Linked DNA regions of Mus musculus: region 2 is linked to region 1. Evidence: chromatin loops called from intact Hi-C (ENCODE). Cell type or tissue: gastrocnemius. All regions are shown on one strand. Links, peaks and the distances in the headings refer to the core of each region. The heading gives the core; the rest is flanking DNA. Region 1 has its middle 51 kb from the start of Tet2. Region 2 overlaps Tet2 (tet methylcytosine dioxygenase 2).

The links. Hi-C counts contacts between places; a loop is a spot of excess contacts. Peaks named below come from ENCODE experiments on the same cell type or tissue, not always from the same donor. Only the 100,000 strongest peaks of a DNase experiment are listed, where the experiment ranks them.
Region 2: it touches region 1 in a loop (2.2-fold over the local background); 2 of 42 quality-filtered maps call a loop at or near these places.

The regions. Positions count from the first base shown.
Region 1 is chr3:133,591,213-133,599,549 of GRCm38, forward strand. No RefSeq gene overlaps it. Among named protein-coding and RNA genes, the nearest start is that of Tet2, 51 kb to the left of the region's middle. In gastrocnemius, for the core only: no CTCF peak of the experiment used is centred there; no DNase peak of the experiment used is centred there.
Region 2 is chr3:133,511,801-133,520,137 of GRCm38, forward strand. Tet2 (tet methylcytosine dioxygenase 2) reads right to left here. Exons shown (of 11, transcript NM_001040400.2): 2 at 2,229-2,373. Among named protein-coding and RNA genes, the nearest start is that of Tet2, 28 kb to the right of the region's middle. In gastrocnemius, for the core only: a CTCF peak has its summit at 4,463; DNase peaks (open chromatin) are centred at 4,539 and 5,722; H3K27ac peaks cover 2,743 bases.

The DNA of each region.
Region 1 (8,337 bases), core at 92-8,091:
AGTTGTTATAAATATATAGGAGTTGCTCAGTCGTAGACTTAATTCCACATTTGCACTGAACAATGAACTAATTACCTTATGGTTTTCAAAAGCAAGGGAGGTCATGAAAGTTGTCTGCCTGGTTGTTACACATTTGTTCATGGTAGCCCCTTCAACTGCTTTTTTATTTCTCAGACGTTTGTAGTTGTGATTTCTCTTCCACTCCCTAACCTAGTAATTCCTTGTTCTTTAAAGTAAAAGTTTTTCTGGTCTTACTGATAATTTCTAAATACTGTTTTCCTAGTCTAAGTTATATTTGTTCCTATTTGGTTTGGGATCTAGTTCGCTGTTTTGTTTTCCAGGTTCCTCTTCCTGTTTCCTCCTCTTGACCATCTTTGTCTTTTAGATCTCTTGTAGCCCAGGGAGGCCTCAAACTCAGTATGGGGATGCCTGATTCTCCTATCTCCACCCGTCAAGTGGTGGGATTACAGCTGTATACTACCATACTCACCATGGTTGTTATTATTATTATTATTATTATTATTATTATTATTACTAGCTTCTTTCATAAAAAAGGCTTAAGGAATATGTGGGAAGAGAGGGCAAAAAGGTAATAAGAGCCTGAGGAACAGGAAGACTGCTGCTGGGAAATCAAGTCTCCTGGAGATGACAGTGAAGCTGCACCCGCTGCATCTCAGCACGACGGCTGTGTAAACAGGACCTGAACACTAACAATACCAATGAATGAGGCATCGTGAAACGGGGACAATTCCATGTGTTCCCACTCTAGACAAAGACTACAGGCGACCTAAAACTGCTGGGGGTGGGGGACTTTGCCATCCTAATGGATGAGTCCCTAATTTGTTAGCCAATTCTAAGTGGTCACCCCCAAATCATTCATAAATGTAAAAGGCACACCAAATGGATTCCCAAGGTTGTATTTATACATCTATGCATTTATACATCTATAATAATAACAACAAGAAAGAAGCCATGAATTTGAGAGGGAGCAAAGAGGGGGTTGATGAAAAGAGTACAAAGAAGAAAGTGAAGGGGAGATAATGTAATGATATTCTAATTAAAAAAATAAAAAAACATTAAAATGTTTACTTTATAATTTTCTTGAGATGCAGTGCCTTTGTTAGCTAGCCTAGAACTAGCAATGCAGACCTGGCTGGCCTCAAACTCACAGAGATCCACATGCCTCTGTTTCCCAAACACATGTGACATTATACTGGGTTTGATTTTATAATTTAAAAAAAAAGTGTGTATGTGTGTCTCTTTCTGTATATGGGTGTACTGGCTGGTTTTGTGTCAACTTGACACAGGCTGGAGTTATCACAGAGAAAGGAGCTTCATTTGGGGAAATGCCTCCATGAGATCCAGCTGTAAGGCATTTTCTCAACTAGTGATCAAGTGGGGAGGTCCCCTTGTAGGTGGGACCATCCCTGGGCTGGTAGTCTTGGTTCTATAAGAGAGCAGGCTGAGCAAGCCAGGGGAAGCAAGCCAGTAAAGAACATCCCTCCATGGCTTCTGCATCAGCTCCTGCTTCCTGACCTGCTTGAGTTCCAGTCCTGACTTCCTTGGTGATGAACAGCAGTATGGAAGTGTAAGATGAATAAACCCTTTCCTCCCCAACTGCTTCTTGGTCATGATGTGTGTGCAGGAATAGAAACCCTGACTAAGACAATGGGTTTCTGAATGTGATTTTATTGTCTAATGAGGCTGACAAGGGCATCGTATGCCCTGGAGTTGGAGTTAAAGCAATTGGCAGCCACCTGATGTTGGTGCTGACACCAAACTCAGGTCCTGTTGGTGCTCTTTTTTTTTTTTTTTAAAAGATTTATTTATTATTTATGTGAGTACACTGTAGCTGACCTCAGACACACCAGAAGAGGGCATCAGATCTCATTATGGGTAGTTGTGAGCCACCATGTGGTTGCTGGGATTTGAACTCAGGATCTTCAGAAGAGCAGTCAGTGCTCTTATCCACTGAGCCATCTCGCCAGCCCCCTGTTGGTGCTCTTAACCACGAAGCATTTCTCTGGTCCCCTTTGCTAATGTCAGACAGAAGTTTAGTTCATTGAATTGATCTTTGAGATTTTATTTTATTTTATTTTATTTTACCTCTTCAAACACAGATGTTCACACATGTGCATTTCTGAGAACTCTGAGCTGTGTGTCATAAAGGTAATACTGTGAAGCAAATAATCAGGGCAGGTAACTAAAGCACATTTCCATTGGAGAAGTCTGATGACGTTTGTGAATCTTAGAATTTACCCGAGTGTAGGGTTGAGGGACTGTTAACAATTGTTTTTTGCTACTAGTTCGAAGATAAGTCTTGGGAGGTGTTACCTACCTGGTAATTTTGGCTTTCTCTGTATTCCAGGGGCCAGAAAGAATAGAATTCAGGACTCTAGGACCTGAAGAATTGGTTTCGGGGTTAAGATTAGTGGCTGCTCAATTGGGTTCCAGTCCAAGCACCCACATGGTGGCTTATAATGGTCTGAAACTCAAGTTCCAGGGCACCCAATGCCCTCTTTTTACCTCGGTGGGCACCATGCATGCACGTGCTACATATTCACACAGGCTTCCAAAACACCCATATGCATAGAGTAAAAATAAATACAATCTTAAGAAAACAAAAACAGGAATTCAGGGCTCTCCCCGCAGAAATGGAAAGGGTCAGGGTGTGTCGAGCCTGGACTGAGAGCATCTTAATCTGCTGGAGCGACCAAGTGTCATGCTCTCTCAGTGGCAAGTGAACCAGTCTCGGTGGTTTATTCCCCGTTATGCAATGCACGAGAGTGTGTCACAGCATGTCAGATCATTGCTTCTTTAATCATCCCTAAAAGAGTAGCTGGGGAGCTGGCTCAGTGAGTGAAGTGACTGTAATGTAAGTGCGAGGACCAGGATTTGGGTTCCCTAACAGACTCATAGAAACCCGTCTACCCCGCCTCTTGAGTGCTGAGATTTAAGGCTCGTGCCACTATGCCCAACATTTGAATGCCGTTATTGAAGGGAATTCTAGAGGGCAGTTGTCAGCATATTTACAGCTATAATATGTGCCACTTTATCAAGGGGTGTGATCGGTTCTGTAAACATATATACCTGATGCAGACGTACAGTTAAGTCTCACACTTGGCAACTTTATGGCAACCGAGCATTATGTAACTTTAGGTATATGATGAGGCCCACAGGGCCTGCCTCTTCTGAGAGAGAGAGAGAGAGAGAGAGAGAGAGAGAGAGAGAGAGAGAGAGAGTTTGTGTGTGTGATATTGCTTCAGATTAACTGCTTGTCTTAGTTCAAATACCTTTTGTTTTAAAAATGAAATCTATAACATGAAAACCAATATGGGACAGTGGTGTCCACTTTCTCCACTCTTACTCAATATGATGCTAGAAGTCTCAACTAGTACAACACGGTTATAAAAGCAAATATAAGGAATATAACTAGAAAAGGAAGACACCAGAGTATTCTTATTTGTGATGATAAGCTTCTATATAAGAGCCCCTAAAGATTCCATTGGAAAACTCCAAGAACTGTTAAACCGGAATTCTCAACCTGTAGGTCTCGATCCCTTTGGGGGATCCCACAATTCTTCCACAGGGGTGATCTAAAACCATTGGAAGCATAGATATTTAACTTAGCAAAATTCAACTTGGCAAAATTATAGTTATGAAACAGCAACTTCATAAAGAAAAAGATGATTTTATGGTTGGGAGGGTCACCACACATGAGGAACTGTATTAAAGGGTTGCAGTGTTATGGAGGTTGAGAACAACTGGGTTAAATACATTCAGTAAAGTGGCAGGTTACAGAATCAACATACAAAATCAGTAGCCTTCATATACGCCAAGGGCCAACATACCGAGAAAGAAACCAAGGAAGCAATCCTGTTCACAAGAGCTTAAAACAAATATCTTGGCATAAACCTCACCAAGGAAGTGAAAAGCCTGTTTTACATAATAAAGAAAGATTCTTTTCAGGTTTGACAGGAGAACACTGAGTTATATTTCAGGTGAAATATCCTTTAGTTACGCTGGCCATCCACAGCTGGGATAGGAGATCCAACGACCCAGAAGAACAAAAGACATCTCTTACTTTTATATACTTGTAAAGGGAAGAGGGTCTTTGACTAGAGCCAAGGCCTTATTACCGGGTGAATAACGTGTCTGAAAGCTGCTATGTTCTGGTAGCTTAGAAAAAGTACTAGACAGGATAGAAGATGAAAGAGGCGGCTTGGGGTTGGGTCAGTGAGAAGCTAGAGCTAGGGCTGCACTTTTCCTGTGTTTTAACTTTTCTGGTAGCAATGGCTGGGAGCCTGCCTGCTGTCCCTGGGATGGGAGAGAAGCTGCACACTAGATGGGTAGTTAATTCCCTCTACAGAAGCAGTATCTGTGATCTGATATTGCAGCCCTTTTTTGCTTACACGAAAAGAAACAGCTTTATGGAACAGGGGTTAGTGTAAGGTAAGGCCCAAGGGATTTATGACACTGACCTCAGTTCTGGCTGCTTCCTGTTGAATCAGGGTGTAGTGGGGGAACTAAGGGCAATATTGTCATGTCCCCTTTGATCCTATAGTTGGCTAGTTGGTGATCCTTGAGTGGGGGGGGGGCTGGTATTTGTATTTGTATGTTAAGAAACTGTGGGCTGGAGAGATGGCTCAGCAGTTAAGAGCACTGACTGCTCTTCTAGAGATCCTGAGTTCAATTCCCAGAAACCACATGGTGGCTCACAACCACCTGTAATGGGATCTGATGCCCTCTTCTGATGTGTCTGAAGACTGCTACAGTGTACTCACATATATAAAAGAAATACATCTTAAAAAAAAGAAAGAAATTGTTATTTTTGTGAGTCTGTGTGACATGCTGGATGGACTAGAAGCACTCTAGAAAGGGGCCTATGAATATGTGAACCAAAATGGGCATTAAAGGAGAGACAACCAGTATGAGCTGAAGTAAACTGCAAGCATTGAGCAGAACAAAGGACATAGACAGGAGTGGGGTTAGAAAAGTCAGAGTATGGGGGAACTCTGTACGGGGGAGATATGCTTAATATATAATAATATTTACCTGTTGCAGGATATTGGATTACACTGTGAACCCTGAGATTGAAAACACATTGCTAGTTGTGGTGTGGCTCAACTCTTAGCACACACCTTTAATCCCTCTGGTTTGAATACAGACACACCCTTAGCACACATCTTTAATCGCAAACAATGAAGGTAAAAGTAGTTTGTAGAAGGAAGCATCCATGTTGGAAAGTGATATCTAATTGAGTGGTAGACAAAGTGATGAGTCAGAGAAAGACTTGACAGAATAGGATACGCCCAACTCTCACCAGAAGAGAGAAGGAAGGGAAGTTACTTAAGAGAACAAGAGAACAGTTGAGAGAGAGAGAGAGAGAGAGAGAGAGAGAGAGAGAGAGAGAGAGAGGAGGAGGAAACAGTTTTACTGGGACAGTTTTACAGAGATAGGTTGATGAGTTAAGAAGTTAGACACAGGTGGCGATAGAAAGAGCCAGAGAGTTAGAAGGATCCAGAAGACTAGAAGATATTGCCAAAGTTAGTATGAGGTTAAATAGAGCAAATCAGGCAAGGCTGAGAGAAAGAAGCAAGATCGAATCAGTCATCTCGGAGAGGAGTTTGAGCCAGAACAGCTTGGTTGAACCAGTCAGCCAGAGCTCAGAAAGAGCTCATAAGGGTGAGCTTATTCAGCAATAAGTCTCAGAGGCTGAAAACATTCTAGGCCTAGATTAGCTTGTACAGAGGCTAGATGATTCTAGGACAAGGCCTAGGTTAGCAGACAGAGGCAATAAGCCTTTGCGATGAGAATTACATCAGGAGAGTAAAAGATGCTTTTAAAAATACATATATGAAAATTAAAGGAAGCTGGAGCTCAGCTGACTGCTCTTCCGAAGGTCCTAAGTTCAAATCCCAGCAACCGCATGGTGGCTTACAACCATCTATAATGAGATCAGATGGCCTCTTCTGGTGTATCTGAAAACAGCTACAGTGTACTTACATATAATAAATAAATAATTCTTAAAAAAAAAAAGAAAAAAAGAAAATAAAAGAAAATTAAAACTAGAACCTAATTTCCAATAGTATTTATTTATGTAGTTTATTATTAAGAGAAGTTTTTGCTTTGTAGTCCAGGCTGTCCTCCATCTGTCATGTTACAATTCTCCTGCCTTAGCCCCCGAGTGCTGAGATTACAGGTGTGTGCCACCACGCCTTGCTTATTTTTGTGCTTTTGAGAAAGGCTCTTAATAAGGCAGGCTGGCCTAGAAGTAGCAACAATCCTCCTGCCTGAGTCTGCCAAGCACTGGCATTATAGGTGTGTGCTCTCCACCTGGGTTCAAAGCCTCACCTTGATCTTCCATGTAATAAGGCCTTCCTTACAACTGAAGACCCTGGGAATGTCTGCTAGCTGTAAAGTATGGCTGTCCCAGTAATACTCACAAGGACAGAGAAAGTGCCGGATTTAGTCTATGGGTTCATTGCGAGGCAGTCTATGGGTTCATTGCGAGGCAGTCTTTGGCCAGGATTCAAGCAGTCTTTAATAGCTGCACTGAAGCAGCAGGGCCTGAGGGGAGTTCCTGTGTCATGTCTTTGCTACATCTGTCGTTTTAGCCTTGGTTGTGACTTTGCAGAGAGAGAAACACACCAAAGAACTTCTCATTGACCTTGACAATGAAGGTAAAGGTAGTTTACTTGACATTCCTGTGGCTTCTTGTCACTTCCACAGACTCGGGCCGATGGGCAGAGCCTGGCCGGTTCTTCTGGATTGAACTGGCTTTACTGATTCGTGAATAGTATTTGTGATTTATGTGAAGTGAACTGCTGATATTTTGACAATGAAGATTGGAATAACTCAAAAGAACTATATCTAAACAGGTTCTCATCCCCCTTTGCCCTATTAAACTTTCCCTTCCACTAACTCTGGTGGGTGATGGGCTAGAAGGGTTAAAGCATTTAAGAACCCTTATTGAAGTAGGTTTTGAAAAATCAAAGCCTACATTTTTCCGTAATGAATCTGAGGAAATGTTACTGCATGTATTTATTGCAGTAGCGTGCATAGAATGTGTTCCTTTGGAAGGGAGTACTCTCCTCTTCAGTTGTTGACAGTCTCAGGTCTTATGACTCGTGGAAGATTGTGGGTTTTAACTGTGGAGGCTGCTGTCTGCCTTCTGTTCTCTAGTCCTTGACTTTGGCTGTCGTCAGTGGCTGTGTTTCCTCTACGAATTCTGTAGTAAGATGTCCTGATGGCTCTTCAGGATTTGAAGTCTCCGTAGTAAGCCACTTCCACATTGCTTTGACTAGAAACTATTGTAACCTGATTTCTACCTTTGTGGAGTTTATCCTAACCACTAACATAGTGGAGGTGAGGATCATTGGAATATCAGTTCTTTCTATCTAGCCTGGCCTTTGGAGAAATAGCTCGTCTGAAATTCTCAAGGAAACAATGGCTACTCTCTCATCAAACATTTCTTTTTGAGGCAGGATCTGAGGTAGCCTAGCCTGACCTTGAACTCAAGCTACAGATCTGCTCAACTTTTGGGACCTCCTGCTTTAGCCTCTTTAGTGATGATAAAAACAGAGACTAAGCCATCTGCCTGTAGCACTGAACACACTTTTACCTGGTGCTGGCTCGTGAACCAAGAGCTTTGTGAGTGCTAGGCGCGTATCCCAGGAGAGCTTTTAGAGACAGGGTTTCTCTTGTAGCCTTAGGTGTTCTGAAAATCACTTTGCAGACCAGGCTTATTCTTTTGTTTGTTTATTTATTTCCTTAGAGACAGAGTTTCTTTGTGTAGCCTTGGCTGTCCTGAAACTCGATTTGCAGACCAGGTTGGCTTCATACTCATAGAGATCTGTCTGCTTCTCCCCCACTGAGTGCTGGGATTAAAGGTGTGAGCCACTGACCAGCACAACATTTATTTTTACTTACTTACTTATTTTTAGAGGGCTACATATTGACTCCAGAGCCTTTTATACTCTAGGCAAGTGCTCTATCACTATATATCAATAGAATAGTCTTTTCTTTTCTTTTCTTTCTTTTCTTTTTTTTTTTTTTTGTGGGTTTTGTTTTAAGACAGTCTCATGTAGCCTGGGCTGGCCTTGAACTTGTGATATATCTGAGAATCACTTTAAACTCCCTGTCCTCATGACTCTATTGTATGTGTATCATTATGTCAAATTTCTTTATTTGTTTACTTATTTATTTATTTTCCTTTTTTTTTTTTTGAGACAGGGTCCTGCTGTGCAGTCCAGGATGGTCTTGAACCCATGACCATCCTCTTGTCTTTGCCTCTTGAGTGGTAGAACTGCAGACAAGTGCCCTATGCAAGGTTAA
Region 2 (8,337 bases), core at 252-8,251, 79 kb before region 1:
AGTCAGTGACTCAGAAGTGTCAAGGGGCAGAGTGTTCACTTACATCCTCAAGCTCCAAGAATGAGGGCAGAGGTTCTAGCTAGCAGCATAAAGATACACTGCAGCTGAACTACCTGCTCAGAGTTATAGATGGAATACTGTCAAAAATCTTCCTTTGCTCTCTCTGACCACCAGCGCTCTCCCACATGACCCACCCCTGCCACTTCACCTGGCTTCTAGCACAGGAAAGGGTAGATATAGAATGCATTTCATTTTCCAATGAGGGGGGGCATCCGTTTGTTCTTTACTTTTTTATGCATATAAATACATGAAAATGGTTTTATAAGGAGTCCTTACTTTGTGGCTCAGTAGGTAAAGGTTTCTCCTGACAACCTGCGTTTGATCCCCATGACCTACGTGGTAGAAGGAGAGAACAGACTCCCGAGGGTTGTCACTTTACCTTCACAAAGTACAAGTACACATATAGGCACACATGTGCATGTGCACATACAAAGACATGGCAGGGGAGAGTGAGAGCGAGAGGAAGAGGGAGAAACCCTAAACTTCGTCTACAGATGACAAGATGGGCAAGGGTGCTTGCTGCCAAGGGTGAAAACCTAAGTTCTATCTACAGAACTCACATGGTAAAAGGACAGAACCATTTCTACAAGTTGTTCTGTGACCTACAAGTACACTCTCACACACACATAATACACACACAGACCACACACACACACACACACATCACACACATCATACATACTGTCTTAGTTAGGGTTTTACTGCTGTGAACAGACACCTTGACCAAGGCAAGTCTTATAAAAAACAACATTTAATTGGGGCTGGCTTACAGGTTCAGAGGTTTAGTTCATTATCATCAAGGTGAAAGCATGGCAGCATCCAGGCTATCATGGCGCAGGCAGAGCTGAGAGTTCTAAGTCTTCATCCAAAGGCTGCTAGTGGAAGACTGACTTCCAGGCAACTAGGGTGAGGATCTTATACCCATACCCACAGTGACACACCTATTCCAACCAGGCCACACCTCCAGATGGTGCCCCTCCCTGATCTGAGAATATACAAACCATCACACATACATACAAACACACACACACAAACACACACATACACCACACACATACACCACACACATACACATCACACATACAATACATACCACACACCACCACACACCATACACACAAACTCACACACAAACACACACATACACCACACACACACACACACATACACCACACACACAAACTCGCACACAAACTCACACACATCACACACATACACCACACACACATATACAACACATCACAGACATCATACACACACACAAAGACACACATACACCACTACACATACACCACATACATACACATCACACACAATACACACCACAATCACACACACAAACTCACAAACACACACATACACCACACACACATCACACACAAACTCACACACACATCAGACACATCATACACACAAACACACACATATACACATCACACACACACACACACACACACACACATACACACACGCAAGTGATGTAGAATGTCGAATGTCTTCTCCCCCCTCCCGCAAGTAAATAAATAAATGTAATATATTTTTTTTTAATTTTAAGAACCCTGCTTTAGGAAACTTACTAGTAGTTCAGAGCTTTGAAAGCAAACAGGTCTTTATTAAGATCAACTTTAAAGGCACAAGGGGTTCTTCGGATTTTCTTGCACCCACTGCCTGTGTTGTCCTCTCAGGAGCTGGTATGAATGCCTGTCACCTCTACAGCACACGTCACACCTTAGTTCTCTGCTAGTACCCTGCTGCCTACTACCACAGCAGCTTCCACTCCGAGTACTCAGTGCAGACCTAGCAACAAATGCAAATGCTCGCTCAGGAAGTGGCTGTCCTTGAGTCAGAAAGGGAGGGAGAGACGCGGTGGCAATAACATTCCTCTTCTCCATGCTGGCTAGTACGCCAAGAAGACTTTTACTTCTTTTCCAGAAAGATTCAGACATTGAGAATCTGATAAGAACCCTCTATAAAAATAACAATCCAGAAAAATAGAGATATGTATAAAATCATGCAAATTAGAGATTTATCTTAAAAATCTAACCCTTGTTACTGTTGTAATTCCCAGTGTGACCTGTAATTGAAGACAGAGACGATAGTATGTATGTAACTGCAGACAACTTTGAACATGCAAGCCAAGCACCCATCATGAGCCCTGCCTCACTTACCAGCAGCACCGTCCCTCACTGCTCCTCCTGGATCATGTCCTGTTGACCGTGAGGGAGCCCATCTCCTGCTTCCAAGCACCGTAGCGGAACAGGAACAAGGAACATGAAGAGTCTTGGGAGGGCAAGCTGCTGAATGTATACCAGCCTAGAGAAGACAGAGTTTGCAAATAAGATCAGGGCATCTATACTTATTCCTAAAGGTACACTCTGCTGTTCTAATTACATGGCTGAGTGTTTAAAAAAAAATTAAGGTTAAAACATTTTTGTCAAAGCAGTAACACCTTCAAATGTCCCAATAAAAATCCCGTCTGTGTGGAGCACTTTGCGACACGCAAGAACCAACAAGTCAATCCTGGCGATGGTCAAGTAGGTTCCATACAGTTCCACTGGCGTCCTTATTTTATCTGTTGGGCTCAGTGCCCGAAGACTGGGCTGTCAGAGCAGCATCTCGGTGCTAGGATGAGCCCTTCACCCGGACTCTGATCTGAAGTCTCTGGTAGGACTTTGTCCCCAATGATTCTATGGAAGGCAGAGTTGAAGACCAGTCATTTAAGCCTTAGTAATTACTGAATGGAGCGCGAGGTTAACTCTGTATACACCATGAGACGGCAGTGTGCGGCTGCTAAGGAAAGAAGGCCTGGTGGTCCCTCTGCTCTGAAGCGTTCATTTTCTCTAATACTCATTTTCAAATAAAGATTTGGATTTATTTATCTTATGTATATAAGTACACTGCAGCTGTACAGATGGTTCTGAGCCACCATGTGATTGCTGGGAATTGAACTCGGGACCTCTGCTTGCTCCGGCCCTGTGATTTATTGATTATTATATATCTAAGTACACTGTAGCTGTCTTCTGACACACCAGAAGAGGGCGTCAGACCTCATTATGGATGGTTGTGAGCCACCATGTGGTTGCTGGGATTTGAACTCAGGACCTTCGGAAGAGCAGTCAGTGCTCTTAACTGCTGAGCCATCTCTCCAGCCCATCTAATATGCATTCTTAAAAGATTACCTGAAAAGAAAAATACACTGAAAACAACAGAACCTACTCCACCAAAGACACAGTGAAAGTCTTGAGTGTTAGAAAATTTAGAGTTCTACGGTAGGGTGGAGTTACTTGAGAGAGAAATGGGGCTCCCAGTCTTCTACAACCTTTCCAACACGTGTTGTGGTACATTCTTTTAATTATATTCACCCTCATGAGTGGTGAATGGTGAAAAGTGCTCTGAATAATGAAGGGTAAGACATTCAGTACTATATAGCTATGCATGGGGTGATTGAGTGTGAAAACAAGTAGTCTGAAATTGAGTCTGAATCGAAAGGAAATGACTAGCTGGGGAACTTCTAATAATACATAAACACCAAGTTCAGTGACATCCTAGGTGTGTAGAGAAAAAAGAATGACTCAGTGACAGTAACAAAGCTTTGGGTTTGAGTGACAGGATCGGTGGTGACATCACCAAATAAATGCATCATGGTTCCGGAAAGGAGAGCTGAGAGAAGACACAGACTTCATCTTAACACACTTGGGGATATCTAGGAATTTCCAATAAATAAAGATGGAATTTAGGATCTTTCTCTCTTCTCTTTCCCTCGCTACCTTAACCCCATTCTCCACCCCCCACCCCCTATTTTCAAAGAAATTTGGGTAGGATCATGTGATGGTTTGTATATGCTCAGCACAGGGAGTGGCACTATTAGAAGGTAAGGCCCTATTGGAGTAGGTGCGGCCTTGTTAGAATAGGCGTGTCGCTGTGGGTGAGGACTTTAAGACCCGAATCCTAGTTTCCTGGAAGTGATTATTCTGCTAGCAGCCTTCAGATAAAAATGTAGAACTCTCAGCTCTTCCTGCACCATGCTTGCCTGGATCCTGCCATGCTCCCACCTTGGTGATAATGGGTTGAACCCTGAACCTGTAAGCAGTCCCAATTAAATGTTGTCCTTATAAGAGTTGCCATGGTCATGGTGTCTGTTCACAGCAGTAAAACCCTAACTAAGACAGATTAAAAGAGGGTCATTGTCATTTCCTGACACACTTACTTGAGATCTCTCCAGCTGAGTTCAGCCACTTACAGACAGAACACGAAAGAAGGCAAGGGGGATTCTGCCTTCTTGTTTTTTTGTTTAAAATTTAAAATAGTAAAACTATACTAAATATTACCAGGCCTCCAATTGTAAACTTCTTGAGGTGGAATACTTCTTTGTACACCATGGGGCTCTGGTGCCCTCTACTCTCAGATGGACGGAAGAGCGTGTTCAAAGAGTCTTCCCTCTAAGGCCTGGCACAGGTTCAGGAGTCCTAGAGGGCCGAGTGTTGCTACAGCTTGTTATCTGGTTGGCTGGGATTCCAGCTGGCAAACTGTCAAAGAGAGCTATGAGGTTCCAGTTTTCCATGCCCCAAACAATGTCTCAGCACACAACTTACACGGCTAACAACGGAACTACTAGCAACTGTATTCTATAACGTGCAATTGTTCTGAAACTAATGTAGTTCCTAGACAGATTTTTCTCCTTGAATTGAAATCTACTCTAATTTTATTCTTATTAGTTATTCGCTGTTTTAAAAACAGATTTTCTAGGAGATAAAATTTTAAATAAGTTAAAAAGCTATGATCAAACCAGCGTTTTAAAACAGATTTTCTGCTATATTTTCTAAAAGGTAAAATTAAAATAGTAAATTAAAAAGCTATGATCTACTGAAGGCCTTTGGACTCATTTAGGTTCAACACAGTGTCTCCTGTAGGTAGGTGGCAGAGTCCCAGAGCCTCTACTAGGATCAACCATGTTATTGTGTCAGAGCCTATTTCAAACCTTACAAGTGCATTTTCTTTCCTTTCTTCCTTTTTCTTATGTATGGGAGGTGTGTGTGCACGTGCGTGTGTGTGTGTGTGTGTGTGTGTGTGTGTGTATGTGTGTGTGTGTGTATATACACATCAACCTTCATTGCTCTCCATGCAGTGAAGCAGGATCTCCCACTGAACCAGCAGCTCTGCAAATCTAGCTAGCCAGCTTGCCCTGAGGATCCCTGCGTCTCCGGTGCTGGAATTCCAGGAAGCTTCTAGCTTTTATATGGATTTGGGGAGTCCTCCCACTTGTGCAGTAAGCATTTCATCCACCAAGCCATGTCTCCAGCCAAAGCAGGCCTTTAACAAAGAAAAAGAAATCTCTAAAAGCCAGTCACTCAAACTATACATACATACAAGTAATGTACACTGTGAATAACATCTTTCTATTGAAATTCTTTATTATTTTATTTTAAGGCACTGCCTCATTCTATATCCCAGGCTGGCCTGGAACTTACTATGCGGGTCAGGCTTGCCTTGATCGCCCTTCTTCAGCCTCCTGAGTACTGGGATTCCCAACATAAGCCACCATGTCCAGGGACAAAGTCATCCTTGGCCAGTACTTGGATCCATGGCTAGCCAAAGTCATGAAGGCTCCACATTCCGCCCGTTGGGTCTGGCCCTTCTGAGCGGCCCAGCATGGCCTGTTTCCTTCCTCTGCAGATGCTGTCTCTGCCTGCTGGGATCCTCCAGGTCTAAATAGGGTCAGAGTAGAGTACACTGCCCAGCAGGTTACTGACCTCAGCAGGGTGTGTCCACAAAATGGCTCTCCCCTTCCACACACACCCAGAGCTAGCAAATGACCTCAGCTGCCCAGTTCTCAGAAGAAAACGCTATTTCAGAATCGCAGCAACTTGGCAGCAATGGCTCTTTCCTTATTAATGCTTTGAAAATGATTACACCGAGAACAACTGCTTTAAAGCAAAGCCATGAGAAGAAAACTGAGGAAGATCTCGTATTATTTCTGCTCTCATTCCTCCTAACTTATACAAAGTGTGCCTCTGAAGGAAGAATTCAGCAGGAATTTGCATAACAAATTTCAGCAAAATAAAAACAAGTGTGCCCCACCTACATCCTTTCTTGTCAAGTCTTTGAAGACCTGAAATCCCAAACAAATCTGAAATATTAGCCAGCATTGAAGATAGTGTGACCATCACTGCACTGCACTGAGAGATAAACAGGAGCCAGGCAGAATGTCAGAAAGACCTATAGCATCTTCTCTATGAAAAGAGGAGACATAAGTCAATTTACATACTTGCCAGAAACAAACAAAAACAGGTTGTGAAGAAAAAGTTATAGTGGGTATGTTTAAAAATAAAGATAGCATACCCGAATCCCATGCACCCACCGGAAGAAGATGAAGAAAAATGCAGCCGAAGGCCAGGTGCAGTTCCTCGAGCTTCTGTTATCTCAGCAGGCAGGAAGCTGAAGCAGGAAGGTCGCCTGCCCAGTTCCAAAACTCATCAACCATACAAAAGGAAAGCATGCGGAAGTTTCTGAGTCTGACCTAAAAGCATTTGACACTCTGACACTGGCCAGCAACTGACCTCCTTGGTCAAAATCTGGGCCAATGGCAGGTGTGTCTAAACATTGAAAGCCAGCAAAAGATATGGTGTACTTTACATCCACAAAATAAAAAAGAAAACTTTGTACAATGGAGGTGCCATTGTGATATCCAGACATCTTGAGGATTCTCTCTGACAATCCCATATAAAGACAAAGGGAAGAAGCTAGGAATGAAGGACACCTTTAACCCAGCACTAAGGAGAAAATGGCAGGCGGATCTCTATGAATTCAAGGCCAGCCTGGTCTACAGAACAAGTTCCAGAACAGCCAGGGCTACACAGAGAAACCCTGTCTTGAAAAACAGAAGGGGGCTGTGGAGGTACCGGAAAGGGCAGAGAGGAGAAAGAAGAGGATAGAGCTTTGCACTGGTTTTAAAGGTTCATCTGACATTTCCTTTTTCTTCAGACAAAGAACTCTAGGCATGGTGATTGTGGTTGTTTAAATGAAAATCCCCCTTTAGGCTTACGCTTTGAATCTTCAGATTGTGGCACTATTTGGGGGAACATTTAGAAGGTGTGGCCTTGCTAGAGGAAGTGTGGCCCTGTGGGTGGGCTTTGAGAACTGAAAGCCAACTGCCAGATCACTCTGCACTTTCTTCTGCAGTTAAGGATGTGAGCTATCAGTTTTCTGTTCCTGCCCCTAGGCCTGCTGCATGCAGCCTTCCCTCCCAGCACGAAGGTCTCTTAGCCTAAGTTGCTTTTGGTCACTGCATCTTACCATGGCAACAGAAACCAACTAATGCAGAGGATTTATCGATATAGTTACATACAGGACAATAATTCTCCTGGAGGGCTGGAGAGATGGCTCAGCAGTTAAGAGCACTGACTGCTCTTCTGAAGGTCCTGCTTTCAAATCCCAGCAACCATATGGTGACTCACAACCATCTCTAATGAGATCTGATGCCCTCTTCTGGAGTGTCTGAAGACAGCTACAGTGTACTTACATATAATAAATAATAAATAAATCTTAAAAAAAAAAGTTTCAAGCCACCCTGTGCCTTGGCACACAGTCCCCAGTCCCTCAGAGAGACTGCCATCTTCACTGTTAAAAATGATGATGATGATGGCCGGGCAGTGGTGGCGCACGCCTGTAATCCCAGCACTTGGGAGGTAGAGGCAGGCGGATTTCTGAGTTCGAGGCCAGTCTGGTCTACAGAGTGAGTTCCAGGACAGCCAGGGCTATACAGAGAAACCCTGTCTTGAAAAACCAAAAAAAAAAAAAAAAAAAAAAAGATGATGATGATGATAATTCTACTGGAAAGCAATTGTGTAGCCCTGGCTAGTCTTTAACTCACACTGTAGACCAGGCTGGCCTTGAACCTTGCCGCAGCAGCTCTGAGGTTCTCAACCCTTTAATACTACACTTCAGGTGTGGCAACCCCCAACATTCTTTGCTACTTCATAACTAATTTTGCTACTGTTATGAAGCATAATGTAAATGTCTGTATTTTCTGATGGTCTTAGGTAACACCTGTGAAAGAGCCCTTTGGCACCCAAAGGGCCTGTGACCCTCAGTGCTTGCAACCCACTGGCTTAGACGCTGGCTTTGATTCTGGTGGGACAAATGCATGTCATATAAATAGCCAGGTGTGGCGATATACACCTGAAACCCCAGCACTCTAAGAGAGAGAGGCAGGAGGATAACCACAAGTTCAAATCTAGGCTGAGTTACTTGGCAAGTTACAGGCTATAGGCAGTGTTA